Regions from separate parts of the Homo sapiens genome. Here region 2 is linked to region 1. Evidence: chromatin contacts called from ENCODE Hi-C data. All regions are on one chromosome and are shown on one strand. The core of a region is the stretch at or near the end of the contact, and the rest is flanking DNA. Distances in the headings are between cores, read along the strand shown. Region 1 holds the start of VPS13C-DT (VPS13C divergent transcript). Region 2 holds the start of SNX1 (sorting nexin 1).

The links. Hi-C counts contacts between places; a loop is a spot of excess contacts on that map. Pooled maps may share reads with other maps.
Region 2: a map of tibial artery shows a loop between it and region 1 (12-fold over the local background). The contact joins the promoter of SNX1 here to the promoter of VPS13C-DT in region 1. A Hi-C loop is called at or near these places in 2 of 168 maps with a recorded cell type or tissue (CD4-positive, alpha-beta memory T cell and tibial artery) and 9 of 50 pooled maps.

The regions. Positions count from the first base shown.
Region 1 is chr15:62,058,011-62,062,271 of GRCh38, reverse strand. VPS13C-DT (VPS13C divergent transcript) reads right to left here and starts at 1,769. Exons shown (of 2, transcript NR_135690.1): 1 at 1,429-1,769; 2 at 1-1,304. VPS13C (vacuolar protein sorting 13 homolog C) reads left to right here and starts at 1,825. Exons shown (of 85, transcript NM_020821.3): 1 at 1,825-1,997. The coding sequence starts at 1,898. RefSeq lists an enhancer at 1,514-1,563 and a silencer at 1,614-1,963.
Region 2 is chr15:64,093,819-64,097,956 of GRCh38, reverse strand. SNX1 (sorting nexin 1) reads right to left here and starts at 1,975. Exons shown (of 15, transcript NM_003099.5): 1 at 1,785-1,975. The coding sequence starts at 1,943. CIAO2A (cytosolic iron-sulfur assembly component 2A) reads left to right here and starts at 4,119. Exons shown (of 5, transcript NM_032231.7): 1 at 4,119-4,138. RefSeq lists enhancers at 1,652-1,731, 1,872-1,991, 3,707-4,138.

The sequences.
Region 1 (4,261 bases), core at 520-3,019:
CTTTCTTAACTTTTTATGGTACATGCCTTATCTCAACCAGAACATATATTGCTTCTTTACATTCCTCTTGGAGCATAGTCAGTGTGAATGTAAAAAGGAAGCGGGATTGTTAGAGTGTATGACTAGAAAGAACGTGGAGAAAGTTTGAAGAGAGTGTTCTAAACACTGGGAAGTTATTGGATGTTTTTGAGCAGGTGACTAACCTAAGCTCACCTGTGCTTTGGGAAAACACATCCGGTGTTCATGAGAATAGACTGGAGGAAGGAATAACTGGAGGCTAGGAAGTGAATTTCAAGGAGATGGATGGCATGGTCCAGAAGAAAAACATGGAGAATTTAGGAAAGATGGCAAAAGCAAAATAGACAGGTTAGGCTGTTATTTGGTTGTGGATGGTGAAGAAATCCAAAGTACTTACTAGTATTTTGTCTTTGTGACCAGCTAGGAAAAACAGACGGTTAAGGATTTATCTTCTTAAAGAGGAATGGAGTGTGCAAAAGTGGGAGAGGAATGTGATCTTGATAGTACTAGTTAGTACTGACTGGGTCTTTCTTTGTACTTTTAATTTTATTTAATACACAACACCAATTGTAGCCATTTTGATTTTCTTTCTTCTCCAGCGGACTTTGAATTTAAGATTTTTCTTTGTGATCCTGTGCAAGCCTAGGTTGTTTAAGAAAAATACACGAATAGTTTCTCAGACACTTCCTCGTAGCAAAGCACTTATTAATGCTTGTGACTACAAATAATCAGCATTTCTTAGGTTTCTTCCTGTGTACTGTATCTCAACAACTTTTTGAAATATATTTTAGGAAAAAATTTCTAGTTCTCTAAAGAGGTGAATCTCAATGGGTGGTTAAATTTCACAAGGGTTGAAAGATCTTGTGGTATAAAAGCTCTGCTTTTAAGGTCGTGCTACATCAAAGACAGTTCAACGATAGCATGGAAGAAAGTGATATATAAATAACAAGTAACTCATACTTAAAAAGGCACTACTACGTTTTGTTTTTTATATCTGTAATGAGATAGGTAACTGGTTAGTGGCTAGTGAATTAAAAGCGAATCTTAGAGAAAGGGGAAAAGAACGCGTTTCCCACAAAACGCGTATATTCAGTTCTCATTCTATGATATCTGCCATTTGATGTGGTTCTGTTCCCCTCCTCCCACTTTCAAATTATTTGTCGCGCGCCAGTGGTCCCAGCTACTCGGGAGGCTGACACAGGAGGATCTCTTGAGTCCAGGATGTCAAGTCTGTAGTGAGCTATGATCCCGACACTGCATTCTACCCTTGGCAACAGAGCGAGACCCTGTCTCAAAACAAAACAAAACAGAAACAAAATAAAAAAACAATGTTTTCAAGAAGCAGAGACCAAGCCCCAGGCGGAGTCGAACTCTAGCAGGACAAGAACGCGGTCGGTCCCTTTCCCCCACCTGATCCACAGGTGCAGGGGTGGTTGCCTAGGTGACGCTCAGCGCATACTCCAGGCCAGGCGGCTCCGGACACCGCGATGCGGCCGGAGTTCAACAGCAGGTGACGGCGGGAAAGCAGAGCGGCCACATAGATGTCCCTGTACTCGGTAACTCTTGCCCTCCCTTGTTCTTCTCGAAGGTCCTTTTTTTTCTCGTGCACGGCTGACGAGACAGGCGCAAGCTAACTTCCCCCGCACTCCTCCGTCGGCCTCTAGAGGGCCAGGGCTGCGGCGCCTACAAAGCCTCGGGATCACAGCTGGGCCTCCTTAGCTACCGGCCGGGCGACAGCGCGCCTGCGCACCGGCGGGGTCACGCGCGCGGCGCGGGGGTGGGCCTGCGCCGGAGGGGCTGTCATTTGCAGCGCTGGTCGCAGCCCTCAGCTGCGCCGGGCGGTTCCGGCTCCTCCCTCTCCTTGTGCCTCAGCGCCACCATGGTGCTGGAGTCGGTGGTCGCGGACTTGCTGAACCGCTTCCTGGGGGACTATGTGGAGAACCTGAACAAGTCCCAGCTGAAGCTGGGCATCTGGGGCGGTAAGCGAGAGGGCGCGGCCAGTGGGCTGCGGGCGCTGAGGGCCCAGCCGAGGGCTGCTCCGTCCGGGATTCTGCCCGGGCCCTGCTCCCTGCGCCGCCTGAGACTCCCCATCCCGGTGCGGCAGGTGCTAGATGCGGGAGCCTCTGCCGCCCGCGGATTCTCGGGGTCCCAGTCCCGACTCCGGCTGGGGAGATGCGGCGGGATCCCGCCCGCGCTGCCAAAGTTCCCACCTTTCTCGTCCCCCGAGGCCAAGCCCTGGCCCTGCTGTCCCCGCCCTGCCCGTTTCTGTGGTCCTCTCGCTGCACTCAGGGTGGCCCCTTTGGCCCTACAGCATAAAAACAGAGCCCTTTCTGTTTCGGTATCGCGTGGAGTGAGCATGGTTGTCTGGTCATATACGCTCGAAGTGGCACTAAGAAAAAAGGAGGAAGTTGCATCTCGCAGTTATCTTCACTATCATTTTACAGGGAGCAAGAACTGGGTTCCTTCTCTTTAGGATTACCGGGTTTGGAGAGGAACGGGCAGGAGATCTTTAAGATAGGCGTGTGCTTAGGGATTCTTACTCTTAATGCTTTCAGCTCCTGTGAAAATGATTTCTTCCTTTAATATTTACTTTTCCGTCAATACGAAGAGGATTTTGAATTTTGTTTTGGAGCAATAGAGAGAAATTCAAGCCTCGACCAGCATCGTCATTAATTAGGTGTCTGCTTGGTTGCATGCTCAGGAATTTATGCCAACGTTTTTATCCTGGAGATTAAGTGTATAAAAGTATTCAGGAAATAGTGTACTTAAACATACACTCTTCAACGAGCTTAATCGTTTGCATGAATTACGTGTTAAGCTTTGAGGACTTTGGGACTTTCTCACTCCACAAAAGGTTTGGGAACTTTGTCAGCTTTGGAGGAAAATTCAAAAAACGACTCAAATGTATGGATCTGCTTTTAATTCAAGCAACAACAAATAGCTATAGACTTCCCCTGTCCACTAGGGTAACCACTAGCCACTGTAGCTGTGGAGCACTTGATATGAGGTTAGTGCTAATTGAGACTTGCTGTATGAATTAAAACATCGTTTTGAATAAGCATTACTCCTAATGAAGTAGGAGAAAAAAATAATACCTCAATAATTTTTATGTTGCTTATGTGTTGAAATAATATTTGAATATATTGGGTTAAATTAAATATAATATTAAAGTGTATTTCCCGTGTTTTTTAGTTTTACTTTTTTTCTTTTTAAACTTGGCTTCTAAAATTTATAATTACGTATATGGAACATATATTGGGCAATGCTGTTTATACCCTGAATTACGGAAGAGCCTGGTTGTTGTTGTTGTTGTTTTTTTTTTTTGGCTTGTCTTTTTGAGACAAGGACTTGCTCTGTTGCCAAGGCTGGAGTGCAGTGGCAAGATCGTAGCTCATTGCAGCCTCCAACTCCTGGGCTGAAGTGATCCTCCTGCCTCAGCCTCCCAAAGTGCTAGGATTACAGGTGTGAGCTATAGTGCCTGGCAAGAGCCTGTTTTTAATAGGTGGCTGATCATTTGATTGGTTCACTGTGGTTTGCCCAACAATACAATAGTCCCTTGGTATCTATGGGGGATTGGCTTCAGTACCCCTGACCATACCAAAATTGGAGGTTGCTCAAGTCCCTTAAATAAAATGGCCTAGTATTTGTATGTACCCTATGCATATCCTTCTGTATACTTTTGGTCATCTCTGGATTGCTTATAATACCCAATAAGTAAGTGCTATGTAAATAGTTGTTCTGTTGTTTTTTAATTTGCATTTTTTTATTGCTGAATTGATACTTTTTATTTTTTCCCCCCGAAATATTTTTGGTCTGCAGTTAGTTCAGTCCGTGAATATGGAGGGCCTACTGTACATTCTTTGTTTACATCCCCCCACCACACTCAATACAATGTAAAGGAAAGGTAAGTAAAGAAAGACACATTTAAGGAATTAAATGACCAGCATCTTCTGCAGAAATCAAGTATTTCTTCAGAATACTGGCAATATTCTTTCCAGTGATTCCTTATAGTTTGTAAACATTTGAAACTTGAAAACGCACCGGAGTAGCAAATCTGAAATCTGAATAGGCCTAGTGAATGGTGTGCTGTGTTGGACAAGCCACTTACCTTATTGGGCCTTAGTTTCTTCATCTTAATTTAAACTTTATAGAAAAAATATTTTTAAATTCTGAAAAGTTTAAATCATACTGGATGATATAATACTTTCATGTAATTACTCATATTTCAATGTTATAATATTAT
Region 2 (4,138 bases), core at 726-3,225, 2.0 Mb before region 1:
ATTAGAATTATCAAGCACCTTATGAGCTGAGATTATGGACTCAATTTCTGAATACAGGACAGGGAAAATCTGACACAAATGAGGAAAGCCTCAAACTTTTTCAGACCACATGTTGCATAAAGAATTTATAGCTGTTTTATTTAGTTGGTTACACACTGAGTAGCTACTGTGAAGAGAAGCATTATGCCAAACAGATAAATTCACAGACCCAGCATTGAATTTTACAGCCTGGAACAACCTATACCAAGTGGTATGAGTAAATATTCTCATAAAATAGCCCAAAACATCTCTACTGGTTCCATAACTGATTACTGATTTCCACATTACAAAGATTATTTTTTTCTAATACCTAACTCTTATTAGAGACCCGGATATTTATTACTGAGGCAGGAGAATAGGGTCTGGAGGCAGGGAACTTAAGGGCAATTCATGCTGAATCAAGGAAAAACACCAAGGTTTGGGGGCAGGGAATCTGAGGTCAACTTACGTTAACTTTCTAAAAGAGAAAACACCAAGGTCTGGGGGCAAGGAATCTAAGGCCAATTCGTGCTGACTTCCCAAAGCTGAATTCCCAAAAGGAACCCCCTGGGTTTGGGGGCAGGGAACCTAAGGCCAATTAAGGCCAACTTCCTAAAGCTAAACCAAAAGGAAAAAACCCATCTGCCCACGCCCGAGTGGCAAAGGATCAAAGGCTACTATCCCTGCAACCCTCCCCATCCACCACGTCTCACATGGAAAGGGAGAGTGCCTTAGACTGGCCGCAGGCCAAGCAGGGACCATCCGTTCATCTGCACAGGACGCCAATTCACCTCGGCCTTTAGCCACAGACCAAATCCTTCATCCAGATAAGGGGTAACCCATAGGAACCATAAAAGGAGCACTTAAAATCCAGAAAACTTTGTAAGTGGGCTCTTGAGCCCCTTGCTCCGGCCCACTCACACCCTGTGGGGTGCTTTCTCGCTTTAATAAATTCCTGCTTTCGCTGCTTCGTTTGTGTTTCATTCCTTTGTTATTTTGTGCGTTTTGTCCAATTATTTGTTCAAAATGCCAAGAACCTCGACAACCTACACTCAAGGGCCTCCTACCGGTAACATTACGGGAAACACCATTTCCTCATCACATTTCAGATTTGCTCCCAGTGAGGTACGTGGGCACTTGAACACATCCCTTTAAAAAGGAGAAAGCTTTCTGATCTATGTAGTGATTTATCTGGCAGTGCCTTCTGTCCACCAGCCTCTGGCCTGATTTTCCTAGAGATCAGAAGAATCAACATAACTTTTGTAAACTAAGATCCAGAAAGGGCCTTTGGTTATTATCGGTAAATGCTGGGCTAAAGAAAGAACTGGTGGGCGGGTCACCACCCCAGGCTAGTCCACATAACGCTATTCATCTTAGAAGCAGTAAGACGGGGGAAAGGTCTGCATCCCATTCGCTTATTCCGTCCTACTGAATCTGCCTTGGCAGGACACGACCTGCAAAATAACCCCGTGGATCCGTGGAGTGTCACCACACTGCAGGGTCAAAGGACGGCGTCGGCGGTTCTCGGCTGTTAGGGAGCTAGCCGACGAAGGCACCACAACCCTCATTCTTTACTCTTCCCGCCTGGGGGCCGGGAAGCCAAGCTCTACCGCTTCGAGCACATCCAGGGTCCCCGGGGCCCGGACTGCTGACACCGAGGCAAGGTCTCACCGGGCCCACTCTGCCCAACCTCCCCGATTCTCGCTTAGCCTCTCTTCCCTTTCGGGGTGCCCTCCCGCCTGCTACCCCGAGGGGTGCAAACTCACGACCACCGCGGCGCCGGTGAAAATGTCCTCCCCCTCGGTGTCGCTGTCCCCAGCCTCGGGTTCTGATCCCCCGGCCGCCCCCTCGGACTCCGGCTCCAGGCCGGGGAAGGGCGGAGGCAGTCTCTCCGAAGCGCTACAGCCACCACCACCCGACGCCATCTTCTTCCACCCGCGGCGGAAGCCGCAACAACAACTTTATCGAGAGATAGCGCCGTGAGCAAAGCGATCCAACGGTGCGAGGAGTGGGAGGGCCGCAAGGGACCCCGTGGGATCCGAGGGGCGGAGACCTAGGGGCGGGGCTTAGGCGCTGGGGGCGGGGCGGCACCCGGCCAGCTGAGGCTGCGCAGCAAATCCGAGGCCTGGTTCGCGATGCTGAGATATTAACGAGTGGGGCCAAAGGGGCAGAAAAGTAGGAGTTAGGGGCTGCTCAGGTTTCTAGGGCCCTTTGTGCTCTGGATAGCTTTATCCAACAGGCTTCTAAGAGTTCGTCTGAATGAAGGAGTGTCACTAAAATGTTTGAAAACCTCTACATGCCATCTACCCATGCCAAGCACAATGCCCTCACAGAGAGTCAATAAATATTTCGATTGAGGTATCTGAACAAGACTAGAAGAAAGCTTCACCACTTATTCCTTGAGCAACATTCAGTTAATTCATTAAGAAATACAGATACTGAGCATCTACTGTATGCCTGGCACCTTGCTGTGAGTTTCAGATACAGAAATCAGGTATTTAATCGACAGTTCGACATGTTCAATGCTATGGTGCCCTGTGGGAGCACAGGGAAAGAGATAATCAATTCTGCTTGGAGAAGTAGGGAGGCCTCACAGATGAAGTGAGGCCTCAGTGTCCTAGATTTGGCTGGAAAAATGTTAGGATTATCCTCTCAATTGCTGTGGAGTAAGTGGAGTGGAATAGACGGCAGGGAAATTATTGAACCCTGACCAAAATTTCCTTGGGACCTAAGCAATTCATTGTCTGGTGATCCTAAGGCCTACATTAACTAGACAAACAAGACTGGAGTTTAAAGATAAATGGGCATGTTAGCATGGGACAATTCTGCAAGATAATCCTATCTTCTCAATAGAAATGGCATTTGTCACCAACTTTGACAAGAGGTTTAGTTAGTTTGGTTGTAACTGCAAATTCAGGGATGGACTCCCTCACAGGTCATGTGAGCTGTTTGAAGGCGGGGGCAGCGTTTTATCTTTGTATCTTCCATGCCTATGGATCACCTATGGCAAATTAGTACCTACAAATTTGATCGGAGGGATGGATGGATAAAATAAAATCGATTTTGTTACTGGCATCCATCACACCCACGAACACCAGAGGGCTTAAGATACACTTTTTTTTTTTTTTTTTTTTTTGAGGGAAGTCTCGCTCTTCTCCCCCAGGCTTGAGTGCAATGGCTCGATCTTGGTTCACTGCAACCTCTGCCTCCTGAGTTCAAACGATTCTCCTGCCTCTGCCTCCCAAGTAGCTGGGATTAAGGCCCCTGCCACCACGCCCAGCTAATTTTTGTATTTTTTAGTAGAGACGGGGTTTGCCCATGTTGGCCAGGCTGGTCTCGAACTCCTGACCTCAGGTGATCCGCCCGCCTCGGCCTCCCAAAGTGCTGGGATTATAGGCGTGAGCCATCGCGCCCGGCCAAGATACACTTTTAAGGATGGCGATCTCCATTATGTCACCACTGTACACATTAGACACGGGAAAACTTATGTTCTAAGTTGTCTTTGGAGGCCATTAGCAGAAATATTCGTTCAAAGGTGGGAAGCTGTGCTGGACTGAGTCCCTTAGGAGACGAGAAAGCCAAAAAGCCCTCCCCATGCCATACCTGACTACCTCACTGGCTTCCCATGACATCCCTTTTCACAGCAACTGAAACCTACTTCCTGTCCGATCAGGAAGTAAGAAAGACGTTGGCTGTCAGCGGATCCCGCGGAGAAATAATTGTAAAGAGTCTCCGTGCTGGAGAACTCAAGATCTCCTTTCCCCTACCCCTTCAGGATTCATCTTTAACTTATCACGGATACTGAGTGAGTCAGTCGCGGTTAACAGACCGTTACATCCACTTCTACCAGGCGGACACTACAAGTCCCAGAATACAATTCGCTGCCTTCCGAAGAAAATAGCTCACGCATCCCAGCATGCAATGTGCTGACGAGCCGCGAAGATTGTTTTTGTCCCGCCGAAATCGAGCAAAGCACGCTGGAACTTGTAGTCCTTGAGGCCCCTTCCCTAGGTCCTTCGAGCTACTCCGTCTGGCCCCGCCTTTTCTCTGCTCTCCTGAACCTTTAGGCTTGTCTCGGCCCATTTGAAGACCAGGAAGTTGATCAATCCCGAGGCTGCTG